2 separate regions of the Homo sapiens genome follow, and region 1 is linked to region 2. The links are chromatin loops, found by intact Hi-C in ENCODE. Cell type or tissue: PC-9. All regions are shown on one strand.

Region 1 (8,000 bases), 270 kb after region 2:
CTTAGACCCAGGCTGGAGAAAAGTTGAGAATTAGTCACTGGTATCCACACAGTGGAGAAAGATCTTCTAGGGAGACTGTGGAATAAAAAGAGAAATGAAGATTAAGGCCGGGCATGTGGCTCACGCTGTAATCCCAGCACTTTGGGAGGCTGAGGTGGGTGGATCACTTGAGCCCAGGAGTTCAAGACCAGCCTGAGCAACACATCAAGACCTCATCTCAATTTTATAATTAAATAAATAAAAATTAAAAGTAAAAGATCAAGGCCCCAGAGAACAACCCATTGCTAGAAAAAGACCCTAAGTAGAAGAACAAGAGCTGGTATCTCTAAAACCAGGAGAGGATACCCTCCCAAGACAGAGGGATAATGTAAGCCATCGAAGGGCCAGGGTATTTGTCTGGTTTGTCCACGGCCGTGTCCTTAGTGCCTAGAACGGTGCCTGTCATAGTAATAGACACTGGTGGATAGTGAGTGGAGGAAGGCCATCGGGTACCCCAGGGGTTGAACTGGGCAAGCCTCTCCACATTGCTGAATGCAGAAGAGGCGATGGTGGCCTTGTGGCCACTCGGGCTGACTGGGTGGCACAGCGTGGATAGAAGCCTCACTACGATTGGGTGAAGAGTGAGAGGCAGATGAGAAAGGGTGGAGACGGCTCTTCCAAAAGAGTTGGTGGGAGAGGGAGAAAAGAGGAGGTTTGGAATGATGGTATGGCTAGGAATTTATTTATTTATTTTAATGAAGGTTATTTTTAAACATGTTGGAAGGAATCAGCAGGAGAGGGTGAAGATAAGGAAGTGAGGGCGGAGGTCTTCCAGGAGGGAGGGTGGTGTCGGAGCAGAAGGGAGGGGCTGCCTTTGGCCAGGAGGGACTGAGATACCTTTTTTTTTTTTTTTTTTTTTGAGACGGAGTCTTGCTCTGCTGCCCAGGCCAGAGTACAGTGGCATGATCTTGGCTCACTGCAACCTCCGCTTCCTGGGTTCAAGTGGTTCTCGTGCCTCAGCTTTCCAAGTAGCTGGGCTACTGGTACAGGTGTGTACCACCACGCCCAGCTAATTTTTGTGTTTTTAGTAGAGATGGGGTTTCACCAGGTTGGTGAGGCTGGTCTCAAACTCCTGACCTCAGGCGATCCACCTGCCTTGGCCTCCCAAAGTGCTGGGATTACAGGTATGAGCCACCATGCCCAGCCAGGGACTGAGAGACTTCTGAAGATGTAGACAAATCTGAGATGAACTTCTGTGATCCCCGGGGCCTCCCATCTAATCAGAAATAGGCAAGAGGTTATAACTGTCATGGAATATGGGCAGAACCTCTGACCAGGGCATCACGGGGCTGGTCAGCAGCACAGAGGGCCCAGATGAGCCTGTAAACTGCATTCATAGGACCATGTATGGTCACCTGTCCAAAGGTCACTTCAGGAACCAGCCCCAGCAGACCGAAGCTGGAGATGTGAGTGGCCAGAACTGAGAACGCTGAAATCTAGCGGTGTTTCTTGGGCAAGCACCCAGACACTTGGTCTGTTGACTTTTGTACTTTACAAACACTTCTCACAAGGCTGGCTGTAGTTTTTCCAACCAGGAGCCAGATTAGAAGTGATACATGTAACATGTGAAGAGAGGACAGAAGGACCCAAGAAGAAGAAATGAAAGTGAGGCTCAGAGCCCATGTGTAGTAACAGGGCAGAGAGACTCCTGTGCCCGCGTAGGCTGAAGGCCTGCCCTAGGGCGACACAGAGATTCCATCTGGCCAACCCTTTCATTCAGCCAGGACTTCCTGAGCATCCACGCTGTGCCAGATGCGGTCCTAGACAGTAAGGAGAGAGAAGTATAGCTGTGAACACAGCAGGCACATGCTGGCCCTCAGGGAGCTGCCTGAGACACAGTCTGAGCCAGGCCCTGTCTCCACAGCAGTGGGAGAGACCCCTTGGAGAAAGCCAGAGTGTCACTAACAGAGGGCTTCAAGGTGCTGTGAGAGCAAACGGGGCAACTAATGCTGGGGCTGGGGTGACAGGGGAGATTAAAAAAAGGGCTTCACGAAGGACTTGGCAGCCATGCTCGACCTTGAAGGGTTAGTTGACCTCATAGGGCAGGAGGGGCAGGTGTCTGGGCAGTGAGAGGGGCTTCTGCAGAGGTGCAGGGGTGTGAAATGTTCTGCTGATGCGGAATTGCTAACTGCCTGCAGTGGGCACACTGACTTCCCTTGTCTGTTTAGAAGAACCTCTCTTAGGAAACAGCATTGGGTTGGCCACAGTTTGCCTACTCTTGAGAAGAGACTTTGCCCCACAAGTGGTGAGGATGCCAGAAGCTTGTTCTCTTCCATAAAACAGGCCCCAAAGGGCTTCCTCCTGGAAGTGGTTAATTAATCATACTACCTTATATGTTTACAAAGCACCACCCCATAAATTACCACCTCACAGCAACTCTACAAGGCAGGCGGGGCTGACATCTTCCCCTCTTCTAAATGAGGGAACTGAAGCCAGATGAGGTATCTGGAGAGTGAGAGGCTGAGCTAGAGGTGGGCTCCAGGCCTTGTGCCTCCCCAGCTCTGCACACTGCCCCTGCCCTGCTGTGAGTGTGACAGGACATTCCTGCCATGCATCCCCTCCTGGAGGAGGAGGACAGAGCAGAAGAGGTGAGCCCAGCCACAGAGGGAGCAGCTAAATGAACCAGGGAATCCTGACCATCATACTGGGCTCATCCGAGCACTGCCTTTCCCCTCCCCAAATGACTGAGCTGCCAGTAGAGATGACTGACGGCCACTGAGAAACCATGAAGTCCTGGCCCAAGGGACAGTGTCAGGCATGTCTGAGAATAAGGCATCCTCAGAATCCAGAGTTTGGGCCAGAAAGGCCTCAGTTGTTTGACAAACAACACTCCTTGTTTGACAAAGGAGGAACCTGGTCTGCAGAGGAGGTGAGGTCTGCCCAGGATGACCCAGCTTGGTGAGTGAAAGAGCTGGAGGCAACACCCGCCTCCCAACCCAAGCCCTGTGTCCCGTCAGGCTGAACTGGGCTTCGTGCTCTAGGCAGCCTCTCCTTCTCTCTCCTATATCCAAAGAGTTCTAGTCCTCTCTCCCCTTCACCCGTCACCACTACCATAAACCCTTACTGCTTACTTATAGCTTGCCCAGGCATTGTTATACATACTCTAGAAATAGTAATTCAGTTGTTCTTCAAAATAACCCCATTAGGCAGACACCATAATTTTCCCTGCTCTATAAGAAACTGGGGCACAGGAATGTTAAGCAATTAAAGCAAGGACACACAGCTAGTAAGTGGCAAGGCTGCAATGTAACTCCGGGGAGTCTGGCCCTAGTCTGTGCCCTTGACCATTGTGGAAGATGGACACAGTCCCAGATGGGCACCTAAACACCCTTTCACTCACCTACAACTGCCACCTAGCTGGCAGTGTGTGGTCTCACTTTGGAGCTGAGTCAAGCTCAGTCATGTACCAACATCTCAGGTTTCCCACACACAGTTGCACAATCTCTTACACCATCACACCCTGTCATATCACATCACCCCTCAAGCCCTTCAGTTAGATTCATGGCTTGTTGGTCATTTAGTGTCAACTCTGCACCTCCACCACCGTGCTGGGCACCAGCAACATGGATGCATCAGACAGACCATCTCCGTGCTGAGGTTTACTGTACAGGGAGCACACGGTACCTTACAGTTAGTCTTCTAAAGGCGATGATGGAAATGCGAGCAAGCACAGTGGGAGCAGGGAAGGAAGAGGGAGAGGGTGCTTCGCCCTTAGAGCAGGGTTTCTCAGCTTGGCACTGTGATGTTTCTGCTGGTGTTGTAGAGGCCTGTCCCATGCATTGGAGGATGTTTATCAGCATCCTTGGCTTCTGCCCTCTAGATACCAGTAGCCAGTGTGGCAACCAAAAATGTCTCTGGGCATTGGCAGATGTCCTATGGGGTACCAAAGCCGTCTCTGTTTGAGAACCAGTTGCAGTGGAGTGGGAGGGGTGGTTCTCGGGAGGAAGGCTTTCCAGAGGAGTATCTGTGCATGTTCTGAAAGGTGATTAGGCCCAAGCAAAGGTGTGAGGTGTCTAGGTCGTATGAGGGAGTCACTGCGTGTGCCTTGTGAGTCATAGTTGGGGTAGAGGAGACACTTTATTGCAAGAGCTGAGAAGGGCTTCGGGTGTGGCCACGGCAGTGGGATGATTCCTCTGTCTACCGGGAGGCCTGGCCTGGCCTGGCCTTGGTTTGGAGGCTAGCCATGTCAGGGCTGTTCCAGGGAAGCAGCCTGGGTGGTCCAGCCCTCTGCAGGGGGGTTGGGGCCCAGCTCTAGCCCCAACCTGGGCCTCTTCCCCCAGGCCCCAAAGTGAGGCCCCAGGGGACCCAGTGGGCAGGGTTATCTGTCCAGCCCCACCTGGAACATCTGGCTCCAATCTCCCAGCTCACCCTGGGGTGTGGCTGAGAGTTGCTGTGGAGATGAAGGCCCTGGGCTGAGAGCTTGTGGGAAGGGCAGTGTGGGGCCAGCCCCAACTGGAAGACAGGGGCAGGCAAGGAACAGGGGTGAAGGCCAGGCTGAGAGGCTAAGCCGGAGAAGCTGGCCCTTTCCTCCTTGTAACTGGCGCTGAAAGCTTGGCTGGCAGTTTAGCCCCTTCTTCCCCACAATAGCATCCCGTAGAGCACAGGGAGAGTTGAGACCGAGCCTAAACCTGGCCCAGGGATCCCTGCTGGGGATGACCTAACTGACCTAGTCCTCCTGGGGTAAAGGAATGTCTAGAGGGAAGGATGGTGAGACCAGCCAGAGGTTCCAAAACGCATACCCCTCCTGGCAGTGGTCTAGAATCCTAGATCAAGGGTTGGCAGGAGGGCCACATCCAGCCAGCAGCCTGTTTTTGTGCAACCCATGAGCTAACAATGGTTTTTACATTTTTACAAGGTTGAGAAAAAAAGAACAATGAGTGACAGAGGCCATATGTGGCTCACAGACCCTACCTAATGGATTCTAGCTAGCCTTTTACATAAAATGTTTACCCCAGTCCGGCTCTGGAGCACTTTGACTTGCATGCTCCCTACTTACAGGGAACTCACCACCTGTAAGGTGGGCAGCCTCATACCCTGAAGTCTATAAAGCTCTTCCTTCCCCTGAGCTGGAGTCTGGCCCTGGCACCTCTGCCCTCTGGGGCTACAGAGTGCTGGGTTCCTCTGCCAGGAGCAGCCGAGCAGGGTCTGGAGACTAGCTTTATTCCCTGAGGCAGGCCCGTAGTTCCTTCAGGTTCCTCCTTACTCTTACATTCTTAGGGTAATGATTTCTGGCAATTTCAAAATGGAAAACCTTGTCCCTAAGGCTCCTCCGAAAGTGGTGACTTCTTTTCTTGAGAGAGCAACAGTGACAGCAGTAACAGCTTACCCATGTGCCAGGCAGTGTTCGCCGCCTCATGCCCCTCTACAAAGGGGAAGTGAGAAGTTCCTTGGCAGATGGGCAGACATGTAGTCTCACCCACAGTTGCCTCGACTGGCGGGAGGTGGTGTGGGGATTCCCAGGTGTCCTTAGGCTTGGGCAGGCCTCCCCCTCACCCCAGGAGAGCCACCGGGTGAGGAATAGCTTCGCGTACCAGAAGCCATCCGGTTCAAAGGATCTCAGCTGCCCAGAGTCAACCTGCTTCTCCAGGGTGGTCTCCATGGTGGGTGTCCTCTAGGCTCAGTGAGGCACCTGGACAGAGATCTGTAGTAGCCCCTCAGCTCTAGGCTGGCCGACACCATGGCAGTCCCCCCAGGAACTAACCAGAACCGCTCCTCCCTCCTCAACACGCTTGCCGCCACCCAGACTCCACAGCTGGGTGAAGAGACTGGGCTGGGAAGGGAGCAGAGAAGCGGGTGGATGGCCGAGCCTGGCACATTTGGTGTGCAGGACTCCGACTGCATTCTGAGGGGTGGTTCACTGTGGGAAATGGGGTCTGACTTTGGTGGATAGGAAGAGTCGGGAGCAGAATCCAGATGAGACCCAGGGCAGGCTGCCTGGGTAGAGAAGTAGGACAGACTCGGAGGCAGAATCGAGAGGACCTGGTGATGGATGGATGTGGGGTGGTGGCAGCATCAAGTGTTTAAATCCTAAGCTTGGGACGGGCATGTGAGGTGGGAGCGTTCAGAACAGGCACGTGCCAGGTCTCACCTCACACATGACCCAGGGTTGCGGAGGCTGCTGGGAGCCGGCGGGATTGGGCCTGTGGGATCCTGTCAGGGCATAATAAGTAGACTCTTCTTTCCTGAGGTGCACCCAGACACTTCTAGGGAGGATGTGACCCCAGAGCTTTTCCCCATGTAGGGTTCTTCTCATTCTCCAGCATCCCCCTGCCTTTCCTGGGCCAAGAGTCAGCGTGGAACCCCATACGAATCCCCAGGGAGGAGAGGGCACAGAGCACCGGAACCAGCAGTAGGAATTGGAAAACCAGGCGTGGCTTCTTCCCAGAAATCTCAGGCATCAAGAGGCAGAAACCCACTCCCCAGCCTCAGCTTGGCCAGGAAGTGCTGCTGTGGGCTGGAGAGGATGGGTCTAGGCCAAGGTGAACATGCAGAGAGCTGGCTGCTCACCCTTCCTCCACCCCATAAAGTGGTCTGAGTAACAGAGCAGCTAGGCAGCGTCCAGGAGCCAGCCCTGGACAAGGTTGGGTCCCTTTGACTGTGTGACCACAGGCAGGAGACGTAACTCAGGGTGGAGCTCTGGTCACACCTCACTTACACACAGCCCTCTTGTCAGTTGCCCCAACATCTCAAGAGATCTTCAAGCTTATTTAGGTAGTTTCAAGCCTTACTTAGCACCTATTTACTCTTTCTTTGTATACAATTCAAACAAATTCCATTTGCTGACTTCTTGGCAAATTTCAAAAGAGGTGTGGAGAGTTGTACAAGACAAGCCTCTGAACCACAGAGGGTTGGGGGAATACCTTAGAACTATGGAATGCAGAAATTTAGCCATCAGGAGCCAGTCTGCACAGGGACAAACACCTCTCCTTGCCCCTGGAGAGAGCCCCAAGGGCAGACACCATTGCCCTGCAGCCCTGCTTGTAGGTCTGGTTGCTCAGGAGAGCAAAGTGAAATCTCTTCACATTTTCACCCCATAATGGGTCAGGAAAGATTGGACCCTCAGAAGGGCAAGCGCCATTTATCTGGACCGTTCCCATATCCACCCTCATTCAGAGCAGCCTGTTCTTGGTGGAGCCTGATAAACGGGGCATTACCGTTCCCAACCAGTCCTCCTCTGGGGTTAGTTTCGTCCACAGAAGAACACTTTGCATTTTGTTACTCTGTTTTTTGTCAAAATCTGCCTTCTGTCTGCCCCCAGCAGAATCAAGGGGTTCTAAGAGGAGAGCCTAACACCTTTGGTTCGATTCCTCCATTTCCTCACCAGGTATCCCTGGCACTGGCTCTGGGACAGACCATGGTGTGAATCAACTGTCTTCCTCAGGGAAGACAAACTCCTGGAGTCAGGGAAACCTGGATCTCGAAAGGTTTCAGCAATAAGGCCAGGGGTACCTTCCAGGCAGGAGTAGTAGCATCTCAAAGGCGTAGAGGGGTGGGAGATGGTGTGTAGTGAGTGCAAAGGTGTGGTAGGTAGGGAGATTGGATTGATACCTGGCAGGAGCCCCGATTTTGAGTTACGGGTTGAAGGCTTGGGGAGACTCTGTTAGTGGTCTGCACAGCCTTCAGGCCACCAGTGTGCAGTGGGGTGATTTTAGGGATGATGACACCAAGCACTGTTTCACTGATTCCCTGCAGCACTGTGAAGCAGCTCCTGCTAATGTCTGCACTTTAGAAATGGGGCCATGGAAACTCACAGATGAAATAACTTGCTCATGGTCACACTGGAAATAAGGGGTGGAGCTAGGACCTGAATTTAGTTGTGTCCAGAATCAGAGTTCAGGTTTCTATTCACTGCCCTGCATGGCGTCCTTGGAACGGACAAGCAGATCCTTAGGGCTTGCCTCTGCCCTACCAACTGTCCTCGCCCCTTGGAGCCTGGCCTCCATCAGATGCCTGCTGACTTG
Region 2 (8,000 bases):
TGTAAAATTTGCTATCTTAACCATTTTCAAGTGTACAGTTCATGTTATTAAATACATTTGTAATGTTGTGCAGCCATTGCCACCAACTACCCCCATAATCCTTTTGTCTTGTAAAACCAAAACTCTATACCTATGAAACAATCATTCCTCATTCCCCCTTCCTGCAGCCCCTGCCAACCACCACTCTGTCTTTGTGATTCTGACTGCTCCAAGTATCTCCTAAAAGTGGAATCACACTGTACTTATCTTTTTGTGGTTGGCCTTATTTAATTTAGCATAACATCCTCAAGGTTCATCCATGTGGTAGCACATTGCAGAATTCCCTTCCTTTTTAGGCAGGGTATTGTTCCATTGTATAGATATACCATCTTTTGCTTATGCATTCGTCTGTCGATGGATGCTTGGTTGCTTCCACATTTTGACTGTTGAACATAGATACTACTTTATGAGAAGGGTGAATGGAAGGACAATTTACAAATGTGTACTCATGGTATTGCCCCTGGGGTGGCCTTTTGTACCCTCAGGGAGAGGTAGGGGCCAATCTTCAGGGCTATGGCTCCTTTCAGTCTGGGGCATTCTCTGGAGGAGGAGGCAGCTGTGGTCAAGTGCAGCCCACACTCACGGCAGCTACGGCATCCACCAAACGGCCCCTTATTATGCATAATATTATGGTGAAAACGTTGTACATACATTTTTAGGTGTATCTCTGATGATTTCCTAGGCTAAATTCCTGGAAGTAGTTTAAACAAAGAGTATATTCATAGTCAATAGATGGTGATTCAATGAATGATGGATGAATAAATAAGAGAGAAGAAGGAGAGAGAAAAGACATTGGGAGGTTGAAGGGATGAACAAGGCACGTAGCAGGCAGGTGTGGGACTGGGTTCCTGGGGAGAGGGCCCTGCTCACCTTGGTGATAGGACCGGCATGGGCCTGGTACTCATTGAATTCCTTCTGCAGAGGCAGAGGGTACTTCATGGCACGAATGGTTCCCACCGAGGTGCCCACAAACATCATGCGTCCAGAATGCGAGATGACAATGGCGGTGTAGGTGACATCAAACGCCGATATCTCTCGAAGGATCTGAGACACAGGCAGCTCTGCTCAGTGTGAGGGGTCGAGCTGTGGCCCCCACGTCCCAGTGCCATACTCTCTCGCCCTCTGCTCTAACAGATCCCTAGGGGCTTGTCTTTAAAAAATGCTTTTTCTATCCCCTTTTGGCATCCGGTATAGTGCCTAGCACAAAAAAAGGCGCAAACTAGATATTCCTTGTTGTGTTGCTGGTAAATAACCAGGTTCATGAGTTAGGAATAATACTAATAGAGAGAGATATTCATATAGCACTTACTATGTGCCAAGCACTGTTCTGTGCCTTCTCCATGTTGCAACTCATTCAATCCTCACGAAACCCTCTGAGGCAGTTACTGTTATCCCTAGTCTATGGATGACGGACCATCTGTGTGAAAGGCATTTGCTTCAACTCATGTACCTGGGTGGGCTCCAGTCTCTGCTTTGACTGCTATGCATGGGTGCATTTCAAAATGAGAATGGGCTATTGCTCATAAATGCATTCAGCAAGCATTTATTAATGCTCATTACATAAGCAAAACCATACATTAGTCTCCCCTTATCCTTGAGGGATATGTTCCAAGATCCCCAGTGGTGCCTGAAACCACAGATAGTACTGAACCCTATATATACTATGGTTTTCTCCTATACGTACATAACTATGATATGGTTTAATTTATAAATTAGGTCCAGTAAGAGATAAATAATACCTAATAATAAAATAGAACGGTTATAAGAATACTGTATAAAAGCTGTGTGAATGTGATTTCTCTCTCTCAAAATATCTTACTCACAGTATGGTACTCACCTGTTTTTGGACCTTGGTTGACCACAGGTAACTGAAACTGTGGGTAAGGTGGGACTACTGTACTATCAGAGCGCCCCTTCATTCCCTCACTCATTCATGCACTCATTCACCCACCCACCTACACACATATTTTTTTTTTCTTTTATTATTATTATTGTTATACTTTAAGTTCTAGGGTACATGTGCACAACGTGCAGGTTTGTTACATATGTATACATGTGCCATGTTGGTGTGCTGCACCCATTAACTCGTCATTTACATTAGATATATCTCCTAATGCTATCCCTCCCTGTTCCCCCCATCCCACGACAGGCCCCGTTGTGTGGTGTTCCCCACCCTGTGTCCAAGTGCTCTCATTGTTCAATGCCCACCTATGAGTGAGAATATGCGGTGTTTCGTTTTCTGTCCTTGCGATAGTTTGCTGAGAATGATGGTTTCCAGCTTCATCCACGTCCCTACAAAGGACATGAACTCATCCTTTTTTATGGCTGCATAGTATTCCATGGTGTATATGCGCCACATTTTCTTAATCCAGTCTATCATTGATTTGGGTTGGTTCCAAGTCTTTGCTATTGTGAATAGTGCCACAATAAACATACGTGTGCATGTGTCTTTATAGCAGCATAATTTATAATCCTTTGGGTATATACTCAGTAATGGGATGGCTGGGTCAAATGGTATTTCTAGTTCTAGATCCTTGAGGAATCACCACACTGTCTTCCACAATGGTTGAACTAGTTTACAGTCCCACCAACAGTGTAAAATTATTCCTATTTCTCCACATCCTCTCCAGCACCTGTTGTTTCCTGACTTTTTAATGATTGCCATTCTAACTGGTGTGAGATGGTACCTCACTGTGGTTTTGATTTGCATTTCTCTGATGGCCAGTGATGATGAGCATTTTTTCATGCCTACACACACATTTATTGAATGCTGTGCACCACACAATGTGCCAGCTAGTAGGGCTGCCAAGAGGAGCAAAAGATGGCCCTGCCCTAAAGGGGCTTTATTCTGGCACAGCACTGATAGCTGCCATTGAATTAGGACCAGGCTACTCGGGGGTACACAGGAGAGTCACCATACTGTCAGCTGTGTTCCAGCCACGGGAGATCTGCCTTGGGCTAGCTTGCTGCCGTGGTATCTACGCACTTTCCCAGGCACCAGTCACAGGAAAAGTGGGAGGAACCAGCTGGAGGAGCGCACAGCCCATGTTTGTATGATGCATCCTTGCTGAGCTCCTCTCTTTTCCCTTCACTATTTGGAGCCCAATGTAACTGTACGGTTTCAGAGTTTGGGGATTTCAAAAGAATACAGTGGCAAGCCTAGGTGAGAGCAGCTCACTGCACAGTCATGCATCGCTTGATATGGGATACATGGTTAGGCTATTTTGTCACGCAAACATCACGGAGTGTATTTACACAAACCTAGCTGCGACAGCCTACTATACACCTAGGCTATGTGGTAGAGCCTACTGCTCCGAGGCTACAAACCTGAACAGCATGTGACTATGCTGAATACTGTAGGCAACTGTGACGCAATGGAAAATATCTGTGTATCTAAACAGAAAAGGTACAGTGAACATTTGGCATTATAATCTTATGGCATTACAATCTTACAGTCCATGTGGTCCATCATTGGTGTTACTCAGTGCATACCGTAGTTAGGTTTTTACCCCAGGAATGTAAGTGCAGACCAAGGGTAAGAGTACAGTTTAGAGATGACATGACCTCCATGCCTGGAAGGTGGGAGAGAAGTTACAGACAGCAAGTAAAAGGGAAATGAAAAAGAGCCCCGCAATTTACAATTTCACCCAGTCAGGAAGGAAACTAGGCAGGAAATTCAGGAAGTGACGATAACTGAGCTAATCTAAAAGGAATGAGGAGCCTGATGTTATCTTGGGAAGAAGGGGCCCTGTATGCAGAGGCCCTCATTCCGTGCATACTTTGTGCTGTAAGCACGGGAAGCTGTCCCTGCAGATCCGTGCACCAGCCCAGAGGCGGGGCAGGGGCAGACTCACCAAGGAATCTGCAATCTCCTTGAGGGTGTGGTCTGATCCAACAGCAAAGATAATTTTGGCATCGGGGGAGACAGTAACACAGTTGTAGCTGCAAGACTTGAGCACGCATTCTGTCTCTCTCTTTCCTGTGGACAGATTCCATTCATACACAGCACCATCTGTGCCACCAGAAATCAGTTTGCTATCATCTGCATTCCACACAATTGAGCGAATCTGCAGGAGAGGAAGACATATCCAGTGAAGAGTGTACACACACTTACACCCTAACACAGAAAAGGGTGCAAACTCCTTAGGTGCTCCACTAGACTGAGCAGAACGTCCTTTCCTGCTGTAGGCCCTTCTGTTAGCACAAAACATAGCTTCTTGTGAACGTTCACATTCTGTTTTCTATGACGCTTGCAAATTACTGAAGATGAAACACTCTCATTTCTTTTTCACTTTATGAACGTAAAGACTGAATCCTACAGGTTTCTTAAGGCTAGAACCAACCAATTATTGCTGTTTTTTCAAAACATTTTTGAAATAATTATGTATTCACAGAAACTTGCAAAAATAGCACAGAGAGAGTGGACTTCTGGAATGGCACGGTAAGAACCTCAACTTGACCTTCTCTCTGACAATGTAGGTTAACTGGTAAATATGATAAAAAATAATCATTTAAAGTCTTTAGAAGGCTGGGTGCAGTGGATCACATCTGTAGTCCCAACACTTTGGGAGGCTGAGGTGGAAGGATCACTTGAGCCCAGCAGTTTGAGAATAGCCTGGGTAACATAGTGAAACCCTGTCTTTATAAAAATAAAAATAATAAGCTGGGCATGGTGGCATGTGCCTGAGGCAGGAAGATGGTTTGAACTGGGGAGGCTGAGGCTGCAGTGAGCTATGAGTGTACCTCTGCCCTCTGGCCTCAGTGACAGAGTGAGACCCTGTCTAAAATAAAATAAATAAAATGTCTCTGGAAATTGTCCTCAGGGAATACAGCAAATGGAAAAACATTTATTCAAGAAAATCTACTCAATCCCAGTAAGAACAGAGTCTGCTGCATTTAAGCCATGACTCGCTCTGTTACGGCCTCAGCTCCAGAAACTTCACTGCTGTGCACTCTGGGCAGATGTGGCCAAGATAAGCGACTCCCTCTCCCCATAGCTCCTGATCTTGGGCTATGGTTTCGGTCTGGAAAGGGAAACTGCTGGGATTTCTTATTCTTACCCCAGCCCCATGTTGCAGAAGCTCTATTCCAAGCAGGTGTGGCCAAGAGGGCTCAGACTCTCTTCCCCTCGGCCCATTGTCACTTGTTGGAAGAAACTCCACTCTAAGCTCAGCATACTGAGAATAACTGTGCCCTAATGATTCCTGACCCAGTTTGCTTATAGAGTGAAAGTTCCAAGCCATGAAGGGCAAGCCAAAAAGACCAGGGGCTTACATACGTGCACACACACATACACACGCATGTGCACACACACGCACACACCTCAAGTGTCACTCACAGAAGTGAGGATGTTACTCCTGGAAAAGCAGGTCCCCGCCCCAGCTCTGGTGCAGTGGAGCAAAGGTTCTGTCTGTGGGAAAGTCAGGTGCTAAGACAGGGAGCTCTACAGCTCTGCTTGAGGGGGCTGACTTTATTTGGAATAGAACATGGAAAAGTCCATGCCTATGGGCATTGTCTAAAACAGTGGAGATCTTGGTGGAAAGTGATTAAGAGGAGGCTGATAACTCCAGGATGTAAGCAAAATGATATAGAGGAGTGGAATTTTGATAGAACAAGGGAAAGGGACAGAGAAGAAGAGTCCTTCAGGGATAACAGACAACTCTAGAGGCTGGAAGGTCTTGTGTATGTGTTAGACTGTACTGATTCAGGTGCAGTCAGAGTGGGATATGAGGAAAACTTGAAAGCATCTCCTAAGCTACACAAAGACCCGTTAACATAGGGCAGAGTCTCACTGGCACAACGGGCCTACCAAACACAACAGTCTACCAAATGCGGAACATTAAGCTCTCCCGACCCAGGGGCATCTCCTAGGAAGCCAGGCTTAAAAATGAAATCATATTCATCCCTCGCAGCCTGGAAGACTCTGTGCATGCCCAAGGCTGTACCCTCTTATGAACAATCAGAAAGGGGTCATCCAAACTACCAGTCTCTGGCTGAACATGATGCAAAAGCCATCACTCTCTGAACTGTGATAGCATTTTCCAAGCCACACATAAATCTGGTAGTAAAAGGTAAAAACCTAATTGTCTAAGGGGGTTTATGCACCATCTGTAACTAATAAGCAGCTTAGGCAACTCATGGGCAACCCTAGGTAGCCAGGCTAAAAGAAAAGATGAAAAATAGATCTGAGTAGTGATATGAGACACTGCTCACTACAGGGGAAACAGACTTTACAGAATTAGCTCAGCCAAGTCACGAAACAGATAATCAGCCAACCAACCAACAACAATGCCCTGGGGGGACACATATTCAGAACTGCTACAATATATTGTCTAAAATATTCAGCCAACAAAAAATTGAAACATAAACAAACAAACAAACAAACAAAAAGAGTGTAACCAATAAGAAAAAGAAAGAAAGAAAGCATTCAGGCAATAGAAATTGCCTTTGAAGGGGCCCAGATGGTAGATTTTGCGGACAAAGACTTCAAAGTAGCTAATACAAATAAGTTCAATTAACTAAAGGAAACTACGCTTAAATAATTAAAGGAAGGTAGGATGACAAGCCTCATCAAATAAAGAATATAATAAGAAAACAGAAATTAGTTCAAAAATCAAATGGAAATTCTGGAGTTGAAAAGTACAATAACCAAAACGAAAAATTCACTGGAAGGCTCAACAGTAGATTTGAGCTGGCAAACTTGAAATAGCTCAATAGAGATTGTGCAATTGGAAGAACAGAGAGAAACACTAATCAAGAAAAATTAACATTAACAGAGTTTCAGAGAAATGTGGGCATCCATTAAATGCACCCACGTATGGTACTGTAATGAGAGCACTAGGAGAAGAGAGAAAAACAACAAATATTCAAATAAATAATGCTGAAAAATCTCAAATTTGTTGAAAAACATTAACCTACACATCCAAGAAGTACAATAAACTCCAAGTAGGATAAATGCAAAGAAATCTAGATCCAGACACATCAAAAACAAAATGTTGAAAGCCAAAGATAAGAAAATCTTGAAAGCTGGCCGGCCACGGTGGCTCACACCTGTAATCCCAGCACTTTGGGAGGCCAAGGCAGGTGGATCATGAGGTGAAGAGATCGAGACCATCCTGGCCAAAATGGTGAAACCCTGTCTCTACTAAAAATACAAAAATTAGCTGGGCATGGTGGCGCACACCTGTAATCTCAGCTACTCAGGAGGCTGAGGCAGGAGAATCGTTTGAACCCAGGAGGCAGAGGTTGCAGTGAGCCGAGATGGTGCCACTGCACTCCAGCCTGGTGACACAGCAAGACTCCGTCTAAAATATATATATAAATATATATTTCTATCTGTGCTCATGAAAAAGACTAGCTTATTTTTTTTTCTTGTGGTGTCTTTGACAGATTTTGGTATCACAATTATTTTGGCCTCATAGAACATAACTGGAAAGTATTCCTTCTTTTTCCAATTCTCTAGAAGAGTTTTTTTCAAGATTAGTGATAGTGTTATTTTTTTTTCCTTAAATGTTGATAAAATTCCCCAGTGATAAGATCTGGGCCTAGAGTTTTCTTTGTAGAAAGGTTTTAAGTTACAGATTCTTCTTGTTTTGTTTTGTTTTGTTTTGTTTTGAGGCAGAGTCTCACTCTGCTGCCCAGGCTAGACTGCACTGGCATGATCTCGGCTCACTGCAACCTCCATCCCCCAGGTTCATGCCATTCTCCTGCCTCAGCCTCCCGAGTAGCTGGGACTACAGGTGCCCACCACCATGCTCGGCTAATATTTTGTATTTTTAGTAGAGACGGAGTTTCACCGTGTTATCCAGGATGATCTCCATCTCCTGACCTCGTGATCCGCCCACCTCAGCCTCCCAAAGTGCTGGGATTACAGGTGTGAGCCACTGCGCCCAGCCTACAGATTCAATTTTTATAGGAATTTGTCAGTTTCATCTATATATTAAAATTTATTTGCATAAAGT

What was found. A loop is a pair of places that touch in the nucleus more often than their neighbours do. Peaks named below come from ENCODE experiments on the same cell type or tissue, not always from the same donor. Only the 100,000 strongest peaks of a DNase experiment are listed, where the experiment ranks them.
Region 1: a loop joins it to region 2, with 8 times the contacts of the local background. A loop is called at or near these places in 2 of 110 quality-filtered maps.

Annotation. Positions count from the first base shown.
Region 1 is chr1:42,932,851-42,940,850 of GRCh38, reverse strand. All of the region lies in intron 2 of SLC2A1 (solute carrier family 2 member 1), which reads left to right. Among named protein-coding and RNA genes, the nearest start is that of SLC2A1, 22 kb to the left of the region's middle. RefSeq lists enhancers at 1-44, 3,969-4,038, 5,413-6,205. In PC-9, a CTCF peak has its summit at 3,346; DNase peaks (open chromatin) are centred at 2,330, 2,910, 3,460 and 4,090; H3K4me3 peaks cover 110 bases; H3K27ac peaks cover 7,903 bases.
Region 2 is chr1:43,202,826-43,210,825 of GRCh38, reverse strand. CFAP57 (cilia and flagella associated protein 57) reads right to left here. Exons shown (of 23, transcript NM_001378189.1): 10 at 3,894-4,106; 11 at 910-1,083. LOC105378685 (a long non-coding RNA gene) reads left to right here. Exons shown (of 5, transcript XR_007066041.1): 4 at 4,434-4,480. Among named protein-coding and RNA genes, the nearest start is that of CFAP57, 34 kb to the right of the region's middle. RefSeq lists an enhancer at 3,434-4,633. In PC-9, no CTCF peak of the experiment used is centred here; DNase peaks (open chromatin) are centred at 3,345, 3,775 and 4,975; H3K4me3 peaks cover 1,679 bases; H3K27ac peaks cover 4,197 bases.